Linked DNA regions of Homo sapiens: region 2 is linked to region 1. A link is an interaction called in ENCODE POLR2A ChIA-PET data of the cell type or tissue named here. Cell type or tissue: OCI-LY7. All regions are shown on one strand. Each heading gives the region's core, and the rest is flanking DNA. Links, peaks and the distances in the headings are about the cores only. Region 1 holds the start of CRYBA2 (crystallin beta A2). Region 2 overlaps TTLL4 (tubulin tyrosine ligase like 4).

Region 1 (10,720 bases), core at 1,675-9,674:
CCCCTCCATAGAGCCCAAGTCAGGAAACGCGTCCAGGAAAAAGGAAATCCGCTTTCCGAAGGGGCCGGCTGGAGCCTTATAAAGCCGAGCGGGGAACTGCGCCAGCCGAGCTGGAGCGCGAAGAGAAGAGGAGGGTGCCTGGAGGGCCGGCCTGAAGCTCGTAGCAGGAAGGTGAGGAGCCGTGAGAGCGCAGGGGAGACGCCCGCGGACCACAGCCTTCTGGTACGGCTCGGCCACAGAGTACTCCACCACGCCAGAGACCCGTGCTTCCCCTCTCAGGCTCCTTCGGGTCCCTGAGTCCCGGCTCTTGGCCCCCAGGCTCCCAATCTGCTCATTTCAACTCCTCTAGACCCTGCACTGAAACCCAGAGCTCTCTATCTGCCTTTAGGTCTCCCCAGTGCCCTACATTACAATCGGCCCTCCATGCAACCCGAATCTCCGGACACTTCTCCTTCCCCTGGACCCCAGCACTCTCTTCCCATGCCTGAGCCTAGACTTCCCGCCCCAGGTTCCGGTGCCACCAGCCTCCGGCTGGTCCCTGGTACCTGGCAGGTACATGTTGATCAGCAGGGGCTGGGAGGCGCCGCTCTGTCTCATCGCCGCCGGGGACTGGGCGGTGGGAGATGGGGGGGACGGGGAAGGGGGGCGAGGCAGGCTTTGCGCTCGGTGGCACCGATCCCCGCCCGAAGCGACCGCGGGTGACAAGGAGGAGAAGACGGCGCCGGGTCCGGCAGGGCCTGGCGGGAGGGGGCAGCCCGGGCGTGGCGGGGGTTGCGGGGGGGTCCTGGAGAAACGCTTCCAGCTAAGGGGCCGCTTGGAACCCTCCGGCCCCCGCGCGGCCCGGGGCCGCAATTTCCGTTTTAATTAAAGCGCTGCCGCCTCGGCCCCCAGGACCCCGCCCCCGCCCCTCTTATCGTCCCATCGCAATAAAGTCTCCAACGCGCCGCGCCACAGCCAAGCGCACCCGGCAGCCCCCCGCGCCCCGCAGCCGGGGAGACGCGCGGGGGATGGGCCCGGGCCATGTGCCCTGATGGGAGCCTAGAGCGCGTGTCTTTTCCGCCTCCCTGACTCTCTGCAAACAGTGATGGGGCTGGTGTACCCGGCCCCACCTCGGACCCCAGCAGCCACAGCCCCCTCCCTAGAGCCCTTCTTCCAGTCGGCTCCCGCTCCACTCGCCGCTCACTCTCCTCCCCCTCCCTCCCTCTATCCCCACCCGGGTTCCCGTCTCCAGGCTGCGTTATCTGCATCTTCACTTTTAAATTTCCGCTTCCCTCCCTCTCGCCTGTCGCTGCGCGCCCGGCCCTGCAGCCGTTGCTCCCTTTATCTCTGCCCGCATCCCCGCTCCCTCCTCCTCTTCTCCCACTCTCTGCTCTTCCCTAGAGACCCGAACCCCTTCCCCGTCTCCTTCTTGCTTTGGCCCGTTTCCTGCCTTTCTGGGGCCCCCAAGCCTCAGGCCTGGTGCTGGGCCATCTCTCCTGGCAACTTATGATGGGTGGCCCCCTCTTCTGTCCTCCCCGCCCCCTTCTAGGTCTCTCTTTACCTCCTAGGCTTTTCTCTCCGACTCTCATCTCCCCTCCAGCCTTCTCTCTCCCTCTCATCCTTCTCCCTCCCCTCCTTTTCTCATTCATTCAGTCCCCATAAATTAGTAGTGGCTTGGACTGCTGAAGGCCTCTAAAGATGTTGAGAATCTGTCCTGGCTTTCCCTGATGGGTTCCTGAGCCCCCTGCTACTTCCCTGTACAACTATTCTGCTCCCATCCTTCCCCATCCCCTGTCCTCCCAGTCTGCCACCCACCCTCACCACTACTCCCATTCTGGCTATCCCTGAACGAGGCTGGAGAGGTGGAGGGGTTAAGACAGGGTTGTGCACTGTACAAGGCTGGAATCCACTCCAAGAAAAGGATTCCTATTTCTAACTCATGCAAAGATGTTGATGTGGTTCCCAAGTGGCCTGGAGTCTCTCTGGGTACCTATGGGGCTTCGTGGCTCTGGAGAGGCAGGCTAAGGAGGATGCTGGCTGAAGATGAGGCTCCAGCCCAGAAGCCCACCTTCTGCAGCCTTGCAGTATGGAACGGGTACTGTCAAAACTGGCATTCTCAAAGTCCTCTCTCACTGCTTGAGCCCAGGGGTGGAGGAGGCCTGGGAATGGGCAGGTCTCCTGCTAAGTGCCTGGTCCTGGGATGCCTGATTGAGGATGGCTGGAAACTCCTACTTCTGGGGTTCTACAGGGCCCATGTTCACCCTCATTTGCTGCAACTTCTGGAGTGTTCATCTTTGCTCGTGGAGGGTGCAAAGGAGCCAGGGAGAAGAGTGGGAGGCAGAGTGTGGAGGGAAAAAGAGGGATCCCAGGGCCTGGGAGGATCCTAGTGGGACAGGGATGAAGCCTTCAGGATGTGGACCTGGAATCTGGTGGGAGCAAAGACTAGAGGTTGGAATGTTCCCTGTGGACCAAACTCAGGGCTCCACAGAAGGTGAGGGCCTTGAAGTTGGGGTCAAGATCCCAATCCCTCTCCTTCTCATTCCTCTTTCTGCTTCCCCCACCCACTATGGACAGAAAACAAGGAGCAGGAGGTAAGAACAGAAAATAGCCAGGGGCAGGAGGTAAGAGCTGGGAAAGCTGGGAGGCATCAAAATTCGCCCACTTAATGCTCTCAGTGGGAGGCTAAGGTGTAAAGGAGAGGGTCCTAGTGAGGTCTACCCAAATATCCCAGCTGTGAGCTGGGCAAGGATCAACAGTATAGGCTTTATCCCTCAGTCTTACCCAGAAGTCATTTGCTGAGGGGGTGGAGCACCAGGAAATGTGTGCATGGGGGGCAGTCATCTCCACCCACCTGAGTCTTGATCTTCTCCATCCCCTCCTGCTGCAAGTACAGCTAGGGAAGCCAACAGGAGAGTCCTTGGCAGTTTCCCCTTCATCCCCTTCCTACCCTGCTGAGCGCTGGTCCCATGTGGTTCTGCAGATGGCCAGCCTGCCCAGAATGAATGGAGGACCAGAAGGTCCAGAGTCACACTTCTAGTTCCTGAAGCCATCTTGCTGATTCTTCCCAGCAACCACAGATACCCCTGTAGGGAGAGCAGCTCAGTCAAGGGCAGATTCCAGATCTCCCTTTGCTCATTGCCTGCTCCCCAAAGCAAGCAGTGGGGAAGTGGCCTGCTGGGCTCTGAAGCCAGTTTGCCTGGGTTCTAGTTTCAACTCCTGACTCTCCCATTTCCTGGTTATGTGACTTTGGGGGAAGTAACATAACCTCTGTACTGTACTTGCATCTCCTCATTTGTAAAGTGGGTATGGGCCAGCGCAGTGGCTCATGCCTGTAATCCCAGCACTTTGGGAGGCCAAGGAGGGTGATCACCTGAGGTCAGGAGTTCAAGACCAGCCTGGCCAACAAGGTGAAACCCCATCTCTACAAAAATACAAAAATTAGCCTGGCATGATGGCAGGTGCCTGTAATCCCAGTTACTCAGGGGCTAAGGTGGAAGAATTGCTTGAACCCAGGAAGTGGAGGTTGCAATGAGCTGAGATCGTGCCAACGCACTCCATCCTGGGCAACAGAGTGAGACTCTGTCTCAAAATAAAAATAAAAATAAATAAAAATAAAATGGGTATGATAGTACCTGCCATACAGAATGATGAGGTTTATATGAGATAACACATGTGAAGGGCTTAGATCAGATTCTATACATGTAGCTATTGTAAATATTGCCATTCCACAAGGGGATGGGGAGGTGCCCATGACCAGCCAGGAACCCCAGGTTCCTCTGGGGCCCACAGAAGTTTGGGGCTCTGCTGAGGCCTGTGGCTTTTAGCCACAGCTCAGTTCAGCCTCCACCTAACAGCCTGGATTTAGGGCCAAGAACTCTGTGTTCAAATCCTGGTTTTGTCACCAATTAAGTGGGTGATGTCATCAAAGTTTCTCCTTGGACCCCCAGTTTGGTAAAATAGATGGAATTGGAGAGTATTAGGAGGATTGAATGCAACAAGGGCCATGGACTCTAGAGCCCATTCGAGTGTAAAGCAAAATTTATACGCCATCCAAAGCTCACTCCCTTGGTCCCCTGACCCAACCCTAGGATCCATAGCGGGGAGGTAGGGGAAGGAGGTCCCTACATTGACTACCCCAGTGCTTTTCCATAACACCACAAACATTTGCAGGGGTTTCTCATGGAATCCTCCCAACAGCCCCTGTGAGACAGGCAGGACAGTGGCCAATAGCCCCAGTTTACAAGGTGAGGGAATTGGGTCCCAGGTGTTCTGACTTATGGTCCGGAGCTCTTCCCAAAGGAGCAGCTGCCTGACTTTGCACAGCTGAACCTCTGGGGATTTCAGGCCCAAGTCTGACTGCTCCCTGGCATTGTCCTGCTCTGCCTGGCCTGGGGCAATAATTAGAGCCACCCTTCCCCACTGATAGGTCCACTGGGGACTTGAAAACACAAGAATCCCTGAAGGACAGGATGAAGGCAGTCCCAAGAATCTTGAGAGGCTCTGTCTGTGTGGGGGTTGGGGGGCATCACCAACTGGACCGAAGAGGGAACTGGGAAAAAACCCATACTAGTGCCAGAGGCTCTAATGGCTGCCACCATACTCAGCCCTGCCATGCCTATGGGCACCTGCCACTTGCCCAGAACCCAGGCTTAGCAACTGAGGGGTGACTTCTACAGCTCACCAGTTTTCTGAAGGGTAGGGAGGGAAAGGAAGAGTGAAGAGGGGGTGGTATGGAGCAGCTGAGAGGGGGGATATGAAGATGCTTTGTAAATGCTGGAGTTCAACACCACTGCAAGGGATTGTCATTGTTCAAAGGGTCTGGGGGCTGGGCTCAGAGGGTGGAAGTCTCCCCTTTGAAGGCCCTGGGAAGCAGTGGGGTTTCCCACTAACTCCCCTCCTGCGAATGGAGGAAATGGGACAACGCAGGAGGCTCAGGCTTCCCTTACTGGGCAGGGAACTGGGTGAAGATAAAGGTTGAAAATGCTCTGGGGTTACAGAGGAAGCCCAGAACTTCAGTGCATGGTAAGGAAGTTCTGCCCTGCATGATGGTACCTGGGCCAGGAGATGTGTGGAAGCTGCAATCCAGCTATGAGCCCTGTTGTTGGGGTGTGTCCACCCCACCCACAAGGTGGCAAAGGTGCCATCTGAGCTAGCAGTACCCTGGGCCCATAGTGGTGGACCTTACCAAGGAGAGGTTTGGGACTGGTGCCATTTAACAGAATTACTAAGGTTTTTTTGTTGTTGTTGTTTTTGTTTGTTTGTTTGTTTCGGAGTCTTGCTCTGTCGCCAGGCTGGAGTGCACTGGCACGATCTTGGCTCACTGCAGCCTCCACCTCCCAAGTTCAAGCAATTCTCCTGCCTCAGCCTCCCAAGTAGCTGGGATTACAGGTGTGCACCACCACACCCAGCTAATCTTTGTATTTTTAGTAGAGACGGGGTTTCACCATGTTGACCAGGATGGTTTCAATCTCTTGACCTTGTGAGCCACGTGTCTCAGCCTCCCAAAGTGCTGGGATTGCAGGAATGAGCCACTGCGCCCAGCCAGAATTGCTAAGATTCTTACCAGCACTTTGCTGTCAGACCCACCAGAGCCTACCCACACACAACCTCAGCCAGCTTACACTTCGTAGCCAAGGATGCTGGAGCCTGTGGGGAGGGTCAGCTTGGCAGGGAGGGACCTTCAGAAAGATGAGGATGGAGATCACAAAGCAAGACACCAAGGAGGCAAGAGGGGCAGGAAGATTCAGGAACCTTTATTGAGTGTCCTCAGGGAAGGTGTCTGGGGCCGTGGAGCCTAGTGCTGGACTCTCCGGATGGACTGCAGCTGCCCAGTGTGGGCCTGTGTGCCGAGCTCACCGTAAGTACAGAACTCTCCGCTGTGCCGGTCCCGCTCCAACACATACTGGTAGCCTCGGTAGCCTGGGTACTGGTAGGCCACCCACCTAGGCCAGTGAGGGTACAGAGGCAGGGAGTAAGCTCTGCCCCCACCCCCACCCTATGTTCTCCACCAGCAGCCCCCCTTTTGTAGCTCCCAACCCCCAGTTCCAAAATCATTGCTTCAACTTTCCCTCCGTGGCTCTCTCCCTCCCCTGCCCACTGCTTCCAGTCTTTCTGTCACCGTTCTCATCCAGTCTTCTATACCCACCCCTTATTTCCTCCACCCCCTCATGTTCTCCAGCCCTTCATCTGTGCCCATATTGCCCGCTGCCCCCCATTCTCCTAGGACCTCCTCATTTCCTCCCTTCCAGTCTGACTCCATCATCTCCCTCCCCTTGCCTCCAAGTCCCCAATATCTCTCTTAGCGCCCTCCCCACATCACTTTTCTCCACCCTCTTCCTTGGTCCCCATTGCCTCCCTGCTCTTCTGTCTCCCTGGTTCCAGTTCCAGGACTCACGCTCCGGAGCTGACTTTGAGGGAACCCACATCCTTGCTGGCCCAGCCCATGGAGGGCAGGGATGGGTAGTCATCAACGAGGTCAAACTTGCAGCCTTGGAAGTTGTCCCCCTCAAACAGTGTCACACGGCTGTCATTGTGGTTCTGAGGCACAGCAAGATCAGGACAGAAAGATCAGGGCTTCCAAAGGGTTAACGGATACATCCTCTGCCTCACTTCCCCCACCCACTGCACCTCACAAGCTGTGAAGCTGTCTAGGACCCACAGGCACTCCCAGAGCTCACCCCATCAGCTCCCTGGCAGTCTGGGAAATGGATCGCTCAGAGGTTCCCCCGAACCTGGCCCCTCCCATGACTTTGAGATAAGGAGGTGATTGGGGGATAGGATTTCCAGAGACCCTTTCAGGTCAGGACTAGAGAGCATCTTGTGACATGGGCCCATTTTGCAGGAGCAAAATCAGAGGTCCTTAGAGAAATCTGTCCCATTCACCAAGACAGTTCCCTGAGGTCCTCATTGACTAACTACCCAAGCCCTTGCCCAGCCCCTTCGCACAGCCTCTCACAGATTAGTGCCCAGCTAAGAGGTACTGGGTGGCAGAATCAGAATAGACATGTCAGGGCATCAATACTGATTGCATCTTGGCTCCGGCCTTCCCACTGCAGGGTTCTTCAGCCTCTTGGAACAGAAGAATTGGGCTGGCCTGGGCTGGGTCCTCTGCTCTCCACTTCCCAGCCCTACTAGTAACCAGGTCGGCACAAATGGAAAATGAGGTCCTCTCTTTCGGTGTATTTGATTCATTAACAACACCCTCACACACACAATAACACACACACAAACACACTGAGACTGACTCTTTTCAGTGACCCTGGGCAAGCCACTTTGTCCCTTTGAGCCCCATTTCCACACCTGTGTATGGGGCTAACAGCAGTCAACCCGACCTCACATGGCTGTGTGACGACAGAGGCACTCACTCACACGTGTGGACGATGGAATGTGGGGGAACCCTGGGCACTCAGGACTGGGATGGCCTCAGCGCTGTCCGTGGTGATGATTTCTGGGCTCCGGGCCTACGCCCACAATCCCAACTTTCTTGGAGACACCCTTCTGATTCTGAGAAATAATGCTACTACCACCCATCTCGGAGTTTGTTTACACACACCCCATGCAGGGCTTGAACAGCCTTTCTAGGTGCCATGGTGAGGCCAGGGCCTGGAGCTAGGAGGCAGGGGAGGAGAAGTGGGCTGTGCTCACCGCGCAGAGCACTGGCCGGAAGGACAGCAGCTGGTTGCTGTTGTGGCTGCTGCTGCCACTCCAGGCGCTCCAGCGAGGATAGTCTCCCTTCTCCAGAATGAACTGCTGTCCCTGGAAGTCGGGGTACTCAAAGGCCACCCAACTGGAAAAGGAGAAGAGCTGGGAGGTATCTGCCCCAGCCGCACCCTCTCTGCCCTCCCCCTTGCCGGCCATGATTGAAAAGACTGAGAAGCACAATGTTTTTCTCCAACCCCAAACCCTTCCCCTGACACCCCCATTGTATGGCAATCCAGCCCCTCTCGGAACTAAAGGTCCAAAACCTGCTGCTTTCTGGGGTTTGAGGCGCCCAGGCTTCCCCCTCAAGGACCCCAGGTTGGGAAAGAGTTTTCCTGGTTATGAAGATCTCCCGACCCAGTGCTCCTGCCTCAAGGGTTTAGGCCTTTGCATGGGGACACATTGGAGGACCCCTCCCGAATATCACAGCAGAAACTGGGACCTCAGCTGGGGCAGGGGTAGGGGGCGGCAGGGTGGGAAAAGCTGGGCTCTGGGAGACCAGGGTGGGGCCAGGGAAAGGGATTGGGTTTCTTTTGTTAAGCCAAGTGCAGAGCCTTCTAATTTTGCACAGAGAAAAACTCTGGGAAGGGTGTAAGTACACTAGAAACCCCTTCACGGTGGGGTCCCATAGGGACCCTCAAGGGGTCGCTTCTCGCCTGTGTCTCTTTAGCTAGCACAAAAATACACAGTTTCCCATGATTTATCTTGCGATGGGTGGGGAATTTTGGGGAGGCTATGGGGTTTCCCATGTTGGCAGGTCTCTCCAGGGCTCACAGGACAGGGGGCTGAGGCTCTGAGCCTAGGCCGGTGGAACCCAGCGCCCCTCAACCCAGCCCAGCCGCGGCCAGGCAATCACTCACACGCCGTTTTCCACCTTGACCGAGCGCACCCTGGGCAGGCCTCCGCGCTCGCAGACGTTCGCACAGTCGCTTAGCAGCCGACAGCGACGGCCCTGGAAGTCCTCCTCGTCCCAGAGCGTGAGGCTGGCGGGCGCCGGGCCCGGCGCGGGGGCGCTGCTCATGCCGCTGCGGACAGGAAGGGTGGCACCACGCGCTCAGCGTCTCAAGAGCCCCGTTTCGAGCCACACACAGCCTGCCCAACCTGGGTAGCGGATGAAGAACCCGGGGGCTGGACCCGGCCTAGCTCTGGACCCGGCTGCCAGGGGCTCGCAGTCTTCCCGCGCTCCCCTCCCTTCCCCACCCCAGCAGAGGGCATTCACCGGGTGGGTGAGCGCGGCACGCGAGGGAAATGGACCGGCTGCGAGGCTGCGCGCGGCCGGGCGGGCCGAGCTTTATACCTGGGCCTTGTCCCCCTGTCCGCACCCTTTCCCTCGGGGGTGGGGTCGCTGAGTCAGCAGGCAGGCTGCGGTCGGCTCTGGTCTCCGCTGGGGAGCCGAGGCCTCTCCCGCAGCCGCCGCTGTGGCCCCAGCCCGCGGGAAAGACAACAGAAAGTGCTGAGGCGCGCACCCCGCGCCCGCCGCAGCCCAGGCTGACTCCGCGCTTTCTTTCTTTCCAGCCTGAGCCAGGCAGGGCACGCCAGGCCTCGGGGCAGAACGCGCCCTCCCTGTCCCGGCCCTCGGGGACGAAGGGACCTGGCCTCCCCTGGGCCTCGGGCTAAGACCGCGCTGCTGACTCGCTGAGCGGAAGTTCTTCCCAGAGTCTAATCGCCAGCCTTCCTCGGCCCTAGTCCAGGCCTCTCTTTTGGGCGATGCTAAGGCGGAGGTAGAGAGGGCTCTGCCCAAAGGATTCGCTTCATGTGCTCAGTCCTCTTTTTCCTGGGGGATCGGTCCATCGCGGCCCTTTTCCTCCCAAGCGTGCGTTCCCAGATCCTGCGCCGCGCCCCCGGGGTGTCCTCGGGCCCGGGAAGGAGAGGAGGCGGTGGTCAGGACTCGCCACGCGGCGGCGCCGGGCGCTGGAAACGACCGCCCGAGGGCCGCGCGGTTTACTCAGTGTTTAGGCATAATAGCCACCTAGGGAGTGGCTCGCCGCGGGAGGTAGGAAGAATGTTGGGCTTTAGCTCGGCTCAACCGGTGCCGCTGCGGGTCTCCCACAAAGCTCCAGGCTCTAAGGGTTCCAGCCTCGACGTCTGCCTGAGAGTTAGCAGCTGAGGATGAAGCGCTTAGTTCAGGCCGAGTTCTCTGCTCAGGCTTTCGGGTGCGTGAACTCCATCAATTCTAACACTGACCTGCTAGGAAGATACTGTTATTGTCCTGCATTTCGCAGATGAAGAAGTGGAGGCCCAGAGGGCTTTGGAATGTGGTGCAGGGGTCACAGCTAAGAAATCTCCCAGGGCCGGGCGCAGTGGTTCACACCTGTGATCCCAGCACTTTGGGAGGCCCAGGTGGGAGGATCTCTTGAACCCAGGAATTTGAGACCAGCCTGGGCGACATGGTGAAACCCCGTCTCTGCAAAAACAAACAAAAATTAGCCGGGCGTGTTGGCATGCGCCTGTAGTCCCAGCTACCTGGGAGCCTGAGATGGGAGAATTGCTTGAGCCCAGGAGGTGGAGGTTGCAGTGAGCCGAAATCAAGCCACTGCACTCCAGTCTGGGCGACAGAGTGAGCTGGGAAAAGGCGGCGGTGGGGGTGGGGGTGGGGGGTGTAGAGAAAAGGGGAGGTAGAGGGGGAAGAGGAAAAGGTTGGGAGCTCCAAAAAGGTTGGGAGTCCCAAGGGGTAGCTCCAGGTAGGAAATTTCCTCACCACTTGCAGTGGAATTTTCTAACCACAGCAAATGAGACACAAAGGCTTCTTGCAAAATTGTAGGTTTTCCTTAATGGTGGTGGGTGCGGGTGGGGATATTCCAGCAGAGGTGAGAGGGGCGAGTGAGAAGGGAGCTAATATTTTGTTGCTTCCATGAGTCACATGCTTCCCTTATGGGTCCTCACAACAGTCCAGCGAGTTAGGTTTGTGTGTACGGTTATGGAAGCGGAGGGTCAAAGAGGTGCAGGGCCTTGTCCAAACTCACATGGCTAGCCAGTTTCAGAGCAAGAATCGAGCTCAGACCTTTGGAAGCCAAAGCCTGTGCTCCGCCGCTGTCCATTGAAG
Region 2 (10,720 bases), core at 1,797-9,796, 240 kb before region 1:
CTGGCCCCAGGGCCTCATGTAGGACAGCTCCATAGCAACTCTTTGAAAACCAAGTCTGGGAGCTCTGCCCAGTTCTGGGGCCTCTGGGCCTCTCTCTGTCCCTGGACTGAGCTGTTAGCAAGGCTGATTCCTGATGTACCTCCCATAGGAAACGATGACTGGCTGGGCTGCTGGGGTCACCACATGAAGTCTCCTAGTTTCCGATCCATTCGAGAGCATCAGAAGGTAGGGGTCCTTTCTGAGGAGCTGTTTCCCTGGACTTTGGACTAGGCCAAGAGGAGGGGGATGATGTGAGTAGGGGGTAGGGGGCGGGAAGAGGATGATGACCATGGAGAAGTCAGGAAGGTGTACAGAGGAGAAAGTACAGGACGGGGGTACAGTGAGAGACTCCAGTGGATCACGTACATCTCCAGTTCAGCTGCAGTATCTTGGAGTTTCTTGCCTATGTAGGGGGCAGCTGAGTCCCTCTCCTGAACTCCAACCTCATAGGAGGGTGTAACTCTGAAATCCTGCAGTTGCAGCTTCTCCAAGATGCTTTTTCCTCTAATGTGTCTTGAGTTAGATTGTCTGTTTTCTGTTTATTATGTTTCCCTATGATCACTGCACATTCCATTCTCCCAAGCTGAATATGTGTAAAGAGGACTTCTGGTCTCACATTGGAATGAATGAGTCCCTTGCCTCCAGACTTACTAAAGGCGAAATGCTTTTCTGTCCTCATCCCATAGGGTTTCATGGATAAAGATGTAATAGCTTTTTCTTTGCACTTAAGGTGAATATCACATCTGGCTTACATTACTCTGTTTTGTCTGTGTTTTAATCATCTTTTGGTGAGTGCTCTGCAGTTGGATACTTGAGGACCATTAGGGTGGTGATAGTAAGATGGAACAAAAGCTTGGAGTGCTGCTAAAGAAGTTGGAATGGTAGAATGAGTCTTGTCATCTTCCTCATGGCCTCACCTCTGCCCTCTTCCTGCACTCACCCTTTTCCCTTTTGTAGCTAAACCATTTCCCAGGCTCATTCCAGATTGGGAGGAAGGACCGGCTATGGCGGAACCTGTCACGTATGCAGAGCCGCTTTGGCAAGAAGGAGTTCAGTTTCTTCCCCCAGTCCTTTATCCTGCCCCAGGACGCCAAGCTCCTGCGCAAAGCGTGGGAGAGCAGCAGCCGCCAAAAGTGGATTGTGAAGCCAGTGAGTGAATCACAGTGGGCAGGAGACTATGGTCTGTGAGTGGGAACAACAGAGTATTGGACCTGGAGCAAATCTCATCTCCTTTCTGCTCCTAGCCAGCATCAGCTCGAGGCATTGGCATCCAGGTTATTCACAAGTGGAGTCAGCTCCCCAAGCGAAGGCCCCTCCTGGTACAGAGGTGAGCCTGTAGCACATATCCCTTACCCCATCCTCCCACCTCCTTGGCCTCGAGGTTCCCTTCTTACAATGTTCTGCCCTTTGTTCTCCCAGCCAAAGAGCTTCCTTAGCCAACTGTTCTAAGGTCTTTATCTTGGGGACTGTTAGCTGGCTTTTCCTGTGGCTTGGTTACCCACTGAGCCCCATCATCTGGCTGTATGAGAAGCTGGCCTTTGTCCTATGTAGGTATCTACACAAACCCTACCTCATCAGCGGCAGCAAGTTTGACCTGCGGATCTATGTTTATGTCACTTCCTACGATCCTCTGCGGATTTACCTCTTTTCAGATGGACTGGTCCGCTTTGCCAGTTGCAAGTATGTGACAGTGGTGAGGTATCCTCTGACAATATTGGGGATTTTATTTTCCTTGGAGGGAGGGAAACTAGAAGACACCAAACAGAAAAATAGTTTTTGTTAGCAAGGGGAAAGGCAGGAAATGGGAAATATGGAGGCTCTCTACTTCGTTAAATCTGGGGAGGGTCTTCCTGCATGCGGGACTGAGGTGGGATAAAGGAGATGAGTTTAGCTGTGGTTTTTCAGAACTTTGCCAGTAGACACACTTCTCAGGCTCTTGTGGCTATGAAAAGATCTGTGTACTTGTTCTACACCTCTTCAGGATTTGGGGAAATGTTTGGCCCCTTCTCCATCTGCTCTGTTACCATCTTACCTCTGCCTTTTGTTTCCTTACTTCCAGGTATTCGCCTTCCATGAAGAGCCTTGGCAATAAGTTCATGCACCTGACCAACTACAGTGTCAATAAAAAGAATGCCGAGTACCAGGCCAATGCAGATGAAATGGCTTGCCAGGGCCACAAATGGTACTGAGGGCAGAGTGTCCCAGTCCAGTGAAGGCCTAGAGGAATACAGGGTTCTGGGGTTTTGGGAGGTTCAGGGGCATGGCGAGTGGAGGATTAATATAAGACCCAGAGATAACACTTACCAATTCAGAATTGGTCTATTTGAGGCCGGATGTGGTGGCTCACGCCTGTAATCCTAGCACTTTGGGAGGCCAAGGTGGGTGGATCACCTGAGTTCAGGAGTACAGGACCAGCCTGGCCAACATGGCGAAGCCCTGCGTCTACTAAAAATACAAAAATTAGCTGGGTGTGGTGGCAGGCGCCTACAATCCCAGCTGCTCAGGAAGTTGAGGCAGGAGAATCACTTGAACCTGGGGGACGGAGGTTGCAGTGAGCTGAGATCGCGCCACTTCACTCCAGCCTGTGTGAAAGAGTGAAACTCCATCTCAAAAAAAAAAAAAAAAAAAAAGAATTGGTCTATTTGCATCCAAGTTCATCTCTTTCATAATTTAAACTGCGAAAGGAAGAGATATGAAGAAAATACCATTAGGTCTCTTCTTCGTTTTTCTTTGTCTTTGTCACTCATTCCTAGAATTTAATTCCTAATACTTCCTCTTCCTCCTCTGCAGGGCACTGAAGGCTTTGTGGAACTACCTGAGCCAGAAGGGAGTCAATAGCGACGCCATCTGGGAGAAGATAAAGGATGTTGTTGTCAAAACTATCATCTCGTGAGTCACATTGCCAACCTGGATGTGGGGCCTGCTGCTGACCCCCTCCTTTCTCCTGGGCCTCACACTGCTGTGCTCTGGACTTTGGCCATGCTGTGGTTTGGTTTTAAGGACAGAGAATAGGAAGGAGTGGCCAGAGTTAAGTTCTAATGAACCTCATCCCCAGGAGCTGGTCCCAGATCAGAGGTGTCACTTGAGAGCTACCTTTCCTGGGTTGCTTCTGCCTGCCTATCTCTGGGCCACTCTTTTGGCAGGATAGCTCTGAGTAGAGCCCTCTGGGAGGAGCTGAACTGAGTACTTCCTCATCCCCATGACCAGGTCAGAGCCCTATGTGACCAGCCTGCTCAAGATGTATGTGCGACGGCCCTATAGCTGCCATGAACTCTTTGGTTTTGACATCATGCTAGACGAAAACCTCAAGCCCTGGGTCCTGGAAGTCAACATTTCCCCAAGGTAGGTGGTATTCTCAGGACACTCACCATAGAATCCTTCCATTATTCTCACGCTCCCATTGCCACTCCAGTAAGTTGTTCTTTTTTTTTTTTTTTCTTTGAGATGGAGTCTCGCTCTGTCTCCCAGGCTGGAGTGCAGTGGCGCAATCTTGGCTTACTGCAACCTCCGCCTCCGGATTCAAGCAGTTCTCCTGCCTCAGCCTCCCAAGTAGCTGGGACTACAGGCATGCACCACCACACCCAGCTAATTTTTTGTATTTTTAGTAGAGACAGGGTTTCACTGTATTAGCCAGGACGGTCTCGATCTCCTGACCTCGTGATCTGCCCACCTCGGCCTCCCAAAGTGCTGGGATTACAGATGTGAGCCACCACGCCCAGCCAGTTGTTCTTTTTAAGTGGATCCTTACTGCTTGCTTTCCTTTAGCAGATCAAGGTCATGGGCAGGTTATTCACCGTCTTTGGGGCAAGAGAGTCTTGTGATGGTGATCCTGCATGGGGATGTTTGAGCAGCTTTCATCTTAGGGAAGCCAGGAAGTAAATGAGACTAGCCCTGAGTTGCACATATGACCAGAGACTGTTTCGGAGTGCTGCTTTGACCACTCTTTTTATCCTTTTTCTGAAGCCTCCACTCCAGCTCTCCACTGGATATCAGCATCAAAGGCCAGATGATTCGTGACCTTCTGAATCTGGCAGGTTTTGTCCTGCCCAATGCAGAGGATATCATTTCCAGCCCCAGCAGCTGCAGCAGCTCCACCACCAGGTGAGGCCCCTATTTCTTCACAGCTCTGCTGGCAGCATGAGTAGCCCTGCTATAGTTTCTGGGAAGGAATGGGTTCTGGGTGCTCCCTTCTGCCAGGTTCCCCTTGCTGCTCAATCTTGCCCCTACAGTCCACTAACATGCTACCATGCCACATCAGTGACTCTCAAGTATGTTCAGTTATGTTGATCCCCTGCTTAGGAACCACAGGCCTAGGAATCAGATTTAAACATCTTAGGCACACTGGTGTGTGTCTCTAGTCCCAGCTACTTGGGAGACTGAAGCAGGGGGATCTTTTAAGGCTAGAAGTTCACAGCTCTAGTGCACTATGATGATCATGCCTGTGAATAGCCACTGTACTCTCTTTAGCCTGGGCAATATAGCAAGATGTTGTTTCTAAAAAAAAAAAATTCTTACCTGGGCAGTCAGGGTCCCAGCTTCCTTTTTCTTGGTGTATCTCTCTTTCTTCTTCCTCTCCTGGCTCCTGTGCCCTGACAAACTGGATCGCTCACACAACCTCAAGGTCAGAATGATCCTTAAGGACCAGTTGGTCCAGTCTCCTCTCTGAAATGTTTATTGCCTCTTGCTGTTCCCCATAGTGTTCTTTCCTCTGCTTATGGAGTTTCTCCCTCCTGAAATGCCCCATAGCCAGACCCGCTGTTAACCTCTGCTGTTCATCAAAGCCTAGCTCATACACCTTCATGAGGCCAACTCAGTATGGCCATTTTTTTTTTCTTTTTTCATACCACAAAGCATTGGGAACCACTCTAGAGAGGAGGGAGTTTATATTTACTTAGTACCTGAGATGTGTGAGGAAAAAAACCCTATAACTTACCCTTCCAATAACCCTGTAAGGTTAGTATTTGTACCTGTGGTTTACAGAGGAGAAAACTGAAGCTCTTTGGGATTAAGTAGCCCATCAAAGTTATTCAACTAGAGAGTGGTAGGACTGGAATTCAAATCCTGATTTGCCTGATAACAAAACTTACTTTCCCCGCTTTACCCTGTAGACTCATGTTTGGCTCTGTCCAGTGGTTGTCATTGGACATATCCCACAAGCTCCTTGGGGGCAAGAGTTGCTTTTTAGTCATCTTTTTAAAATTATTATTTTTTTTTAGAGACAGAGTCTCACTATCTCTCTCAACAGTGATTATGGTAATTGTAGTAATGTGGGTGATGAAACTGAGGTGAAGGGAGGTTAAGTCAGTTGCCCAGGGTCACACAGCCAGTAGGGCAGAGTTGAGTATATAGTTAAGTGTTCACTGAATTAAACTGAACTGAAGTATATACCACAATAAGGCTTATTGCAAGGTCCTTATTTTTTATCATTCAAATTCAACCTAAAGCTGGTGGTTTGTATCCTTTTACTTAATATTTGATGACTCTCAGGTTACTTCTGGGGAGTGCATTTTAGTCCAACCTACTACTCAAGTAACCTCTGTTCATACATCTTTGTCTTCTCTCAAGAAGGGTGTCTGCTGGGCTGGACCTCCTCCATATTTCCTCCAAATAAGAAGCTGCTGACCCTGCCCTTTGCTTTCTTTCTGGCCTCTGCCGTAGCCTGCCCACCTCCCCTGGGGACAAATGTCGAATGGCTCCAGAGCATGTCACTGCACAGAAGATGAAGAAAGCCTATTATCTGACCCAGAAAATTCCTGATCAGGTAGGAGATTGGTCTTCCCCCCAGTGCTAGCAGAAAACTTCCCTGGTCAAACATTTGGGACCCAAAAGCAAACAGCTTTTCTTTTTTTTTTTCTTTTCTTTTTCTTTTTTTTTTTTTTGAGATAGAGTTTCACTCTTGTTGCCCAGGCTGGAGTGCAATGGTGCGATCTCAGCTCACTGCAACCTCCGCCTCCCAGGTTCAAGTGATTCTCCTGCCTCAGCCTCCCGAGTAGCTGGGATTAGAGGCATGCACCACCATACCCAGCTAATTTTATATTTTTTAGTAGAGATGGGGTTTCTCCATGTTGGTCAGGCTGGTCTCAACCTCCCAACCTCAAGTGATCCGCCTGCCTCGGCCTCCCGAAGTGCTGGGATTACAGGCGTGAGCCACCACGCCTGGCTGCAACCAGCTTTTCTTAAGAGCACGGTTTCTTAATCCAGGCCTGTGATCCTCTGATGCACAGAGATTTGTTGGCATGTCTGTCATTCTGGGAGAGTGTTAATTGTCTTTACCATGTTTTCTGGCCCCCTCTTGTCCAAACTATAGACTTTTACCCTTTGGGTTTCTTTCTCTGAGAGGCACAGTGAGAGACCCCAGGAAGCTGACTTTCTCAGAGCAGATAAGGAAGCTGGATTTAAGCATGGCAGATACAAGACTGGTGCCAAATCTGAATTGCTGGATCCTCATCTTGACTTTACCCAACAAACTACTTAACCTCTCAGCCCCAGTGGCTCCCCTGACCCCAAACAAGAGTGCCTTCCCCCACTAGCTAAGTTCAGTAGACTTAGGAACAGATGTCTTTCAGAGCTGGCCCACTAGGCTGCCCTCAGTAGTTCCATGAGAGTCCCGGAGCTGTAGGACCCCAGGGGTGTGCTCCCTGTTCCCCAGCTTCTTGAGTCTCTGCCCCTGGCTTACACTCTCTCACACCCTTTTTCTCCCTGTTCCTTGGACCACAGGACTTCTATGCATCTGTGCTGGATGTCCTGACACCAGATGATGTTCGGATTCTGGTTGAGATGGAAGATGAGTTTTCTCGCCGTGGTCAGTTTGAACGAATTTTTCCTTCTCATATCTCCTCTCGCTATCTCCGCTTTTTTGAGCAGCCACGATATTTCAACATTCTCACCACCCAATGGGAACAGAAATACCATGGCAACAAGCTTAAAGGTGATGTGCCCTCCCTGCCCTCAGAAAGCCAAGTTTAGTGAGAGATTAAATCCCAGTATACCAAGAAATGGGCCTCTCTGGAAAGAATTGGCCAATTGATTCTACCTTCTTAAACCCCAACTCCTGCTAATCTTGTCCTAGGAGTAGATCTGCTCCGGAGTTGGTGCTACAAAGGGTTCCACATGGGAGTTGTCTCTGATTCTGCTCCAGTGGTGAGTGCTGCCAGTGTGGAGGACAGCTCCTTCTCAGGCCCCTCCCTCCTCTGCCTTATGAGTGCAGCAGGAGTTGGGTTGGTATGTATAGGCCTCTCTCACTTCTCCGCTAGGCTCTGCTTCTGTCTCACCATTCTTTCCTTTCAAGGGAATAGTTGCCTCCAGGATTCCCTGGGTACCTTTCTTTCAAGGATCAAAAAGTGCTTTGTAGGCCTCAACTTCTTGTTTGATTCAGAAGAGAACTGAGACTTTTACCCACCTGGGCCCATGCCTGAGGGGTAGGGAAGGGGAGAACCCCATGATCCATTTAGAGGTAGAGCTGGAGGGTACCAAGACCCCAAACACTCCTGCCTTGCCTCCGCCAAGCCTTTTGGTCTCATTGCTTCCTTTGCTCTTAGTGGTCTCTCCCGACATCACTTCTGACTATCTCAAAGGATGACGTGATACTCAATGCCTTCAGCAAATCAGAGACTAGCAAGCTGGGGTGAGTGCTGCCTGGGCAAGGGAGGGGCTGCTGGCTGTGAGTTTGTAGAGTTTTCTTCCTTCCCCTCTTCCCAGACTGTGGCAGTGAGATCAGCATTCTCCAGCTGGGGGTTGGTGGGAGCGTCAGGACATGCAGCCATAGCATCCTTTTTCTGGTAGATCTTGGTATGCCCAGGGAAGCTGAGCTGGAGGACAGAAGTGCTTCCTGAAGCAGCCACTGTCAGCCATACCCACTAGCTGTGGGAAATTGTTAGCCCTCTACCCGCACCCCCATTCACTCTTGCACTGCAGGTCTCAAGCCTTCAAGTAAATAGAATTTTTTTTATGGTTATTACATTTCCATGTAATTTTGGCCTACAACACTGTAATGTCGTGAATGCCTGCTCCAGACTGAAGGCAAATCCTAAGGTAAAGTCTCAGTTAAACAGTGTCTCAGTCATTTCTTTCACCACCTATTCCCTCCAGAAAACAAAGCTCCTGTGAGGTTAGCCTACTACTCTCTGAAGACGGGACCACGCCCAAATCCAAGAAGACTCAAGCTGGCCTTTCCCCTTATCCCCAGAAACCCAGTTCCTCAAAGGACAGTGAGGACACCAGCAAAGAGCCCAGCCTTTCTACCCAGACGTTACCTGTGATCAAGTGCTCTGGGCAGACTTCAAGACTTTCTGCTTCCTCCACTTTCCAGTCAATCAGTGACTCCCTCCTGGCTGTGAGCCCATAACTGGCCTCTCTCCAAAAGCCTCTGCCCAGGAGCATGGGCATCAGCTACCTCACGGGAACCAGCCTGCTGTTCAGACCAGTCTGACCCCCTACCCCTTTCACCCTGTCCCTCCTCAGAGTATTTTTTGAAGTGGTTGCATTATAGAGATGGGTATTTGTAGGGCCGGAGGGATGGTAGTGATGGGGAGAAGGTGAGGAAGGGTCACCCTCTGTCACCTGTCTGCCTGGCTGGCACCTCATATCTCAGCAGAGAAGCCAGTGGTGGCCACGCAGCCTTATAAAGCAGGTTTTGGTTTCTACCTTAAGTGAGCCATGTGTGGTTTGTCTGGGGGCCCTGGTGTGGTTGCTGAGTTGTAGCTCAAGAGGAGAAAACATACAGAACATATTTGGACCGGAAATCCTTTGTTCTGAATTTGAGGGGGTCTTCTGAGGTCCTTACTTCCTTAGGTCTTTCCTCACCCCTCTCCCACCGCTGTCCTGAGGAGAAACCCTTGAACTTCCTCAGTAGACAGGCGGAGAGGCCACAACATGCCGAACCCATTTCCTGTCATCCTAGTCTTGGGTCTTCACCGCCTCCTTCCAAATACCCACCCTGCCAGCAGCCCTAGGTCTTCCTGTTCTGACCCCCCATCACTGCTCGTTCAGCCTTCTAGATGTCTCTCTCGTGGACATCTGTTCTTTAGCTGTTGGCTTTCTCTGAGGTGTGAGAGGGTCTATGAACTTTGTGAATTTCCCATGGCCCCAGTGAAGGAGCCCAGATAATCCCAGTAGCTGTTACCTGTCTCCATGTATCAAAGGACACAGTCCAGGGGGAGGGTGGAAGGAGATGTGGTTTCTCTATAGTGCAACAAACATGGTTTCTCAATGTTCTGCTGTGCAGCAAGCAGGGTCTGGCGGCTTGGTAGGTGGGTTTCAGGAGCAGTCACTATTGTAGGATGGGCTTCCAATCAAACCTCAGACTAAACTCTTGTACTGAACTGATTCTACCTCCCTCCTCTAGACTCAGTAAACAGTGACTATTCAATAAATGTTGACTGAGTGAACTGTATTTACAGAGATCTCAAAGGACCCCAGCACTTGAACCAGAAGTTCTAATTGTCTCTCATCTAGGTATGAGAAAGTGGAACCTGGGAACAGCACAAGCGGAAGAGTTCGGATCAGAAAGGTTTTCTCTGAAGCCGTGCTCCTTCCTAACCCTGCACTTAGTGGTTGCTGCTTGCCTCCTCCCCAGCCCCTGTAGTCCCTTTACTTAGTTTTTTCTAGCAGTGGCACATATAAGAAGCCAATTGGCCCCGTGTCCCTGCTACTCAAGTTTTCTCTTTGCACATCAGGCAGAAAGCTCAGCTACTTGGTCTCACCCTGGACTGTAGCTGCCCCCATTCTCTCTGAGCTTTGGAAAGATAGAGACTTCTGTGTTTCATGGCTCCTGGAGTTCTGTGGCGAGGTGGGGTGGGGCCCTGGAAAGATCACTGAGAGGCCTGATTGGGTTCAAGGCCACAGAGTAGGTGGGTGTTTGGCCGGTCCTAAGGCCATGTTGACAGTTGTGAAAGTTTGGTGACAAAGTCCTGGGCATCATTGGCTGCTCAATAGTAAGGACTTTAAAGTCGGGCCATAATGGGAGAGGTCCTTGACACTCCTATTGGATCTTTTCTGATGTAATTGAAGTGACCCGCCTCTTCTCCCCGCTGGCTGCAGTATTCTAGTGCAGACATGACATGGGGAATCTGCTGCCTTCCTAAGAGAAAATGAGCTGCCTGCCTGGCAGTTTTGTTGTGGCTGGGCCTTCACGGCAAGGACCTAGGCACGGAGTCCTGGTTGAGCTGGTTTACTCCATGAAAACGAACTTCAGTTCTTTGGCTTGCCCCCTGAGAATCCCTGTACAACACAACCAATCTATTTCCATTGCCCTAACTGGAGAGGGAACCAGCATTGCTGAATGGGGGTATTGGGGGAAGCATGGTGGGGGAAGGGAGAAGGACTTAGGAAATTAAGTCCTTGTGAGCAATGAAGGTCCTAAAAGAGCAATGGAAAGACACTGCTCTTAGTTTAAAACAAGTTTGTACATTATTCTTAATTTTCATCACATTTGAGTATCTGATAGACATGGGTGTTTTGCTGGGTAGGAGAAAGGAATGGGACTTACATACCACATTTACCTCTCACTCTTGAGAGAAAATTAAATCTTATCAAGCATTTGGCATATATACTTTTGTATTGAATGCCCACAATATGAGGTATTCAGCTAAGCAGGAATTTTTGAGAAGGAATGAGATTTTTTTGGGAAGGTTAAATTGGGAGTATAGTAGAATAAATATTTGTCAGAATATGTCAGTTGTTT

What was found. Peaks named below come from ENCODE experiments on the same cell type or tissue, not always from the same donor. Only the 100,000 strongest peaks of a DNase experiment are listed, where the experiment ranks them.
Region 2: POLR2A ChIA-PET joins it to region 1 with 10 read pairs; 2 of 35 experiments call an interaction of 5 or more read pairs at or near these places.

Annotation. Positions count from the first base shown.
Region 1 is chr2:218,984,479-218,995,198 of GRCh38, forward strand. It overlaps CRYBA2 (crystallin beta A2), which reads right to left and starts at 8,944. Exons shown (of 4, transcript NM_057093.2): 1 at 8,538-8,944; 2 at 7,624-7,765; 3 at 6,374-6,516; 4 at 5,712-5,921. The coding sequence starts at 8,698. The coding sequence ends at 5,774. It overlaps FEV (FEV transcription factor, ETS family member), which reads right to left and starts at 706. Exons shown (of 3, transcript NM_017521.3): 1 at 546-706. The coding sequence starts at 597. In OCI-LY7, for the core only: no CTCF peak of the experiment used is centred there; no DNase peak of the experiment used is centred there.
Region 2 is chr2:218,746,007-218,756,726 of GRCh38, forward strand. TTLL4 (tubulin tyrosine ligase like 4) reads left to right here. Exons shown (of 20, transcript NM_014640.5): 8 at 149-225; 9 at 997-1,188; 10 at 1,284-1,366; 11 at 1,591-1,719; 12 at 2,099-2,221; 13 at 2,830-2,928; 14 at 3,247-3,381; 15 at 4,003-4,140; 16 at 5,698-5,800; 17 at 6,757-6,967; 18 at 7,109-7,179; 19 at 7,578-7,663; 20 at 8,128-9,410. The coding sequence ends at 8,383. Among named protein-coding and RNA genes, the nearest start is that of CYP27A1, 31 kb to the right of the region's middle. RefSeq lists enhancers at 1-8, 1,002-2,201. In OCI-LY7, for the core only: no CTCF peak of the experiment used is centred there; no DNase peak of the experiment used is centred there.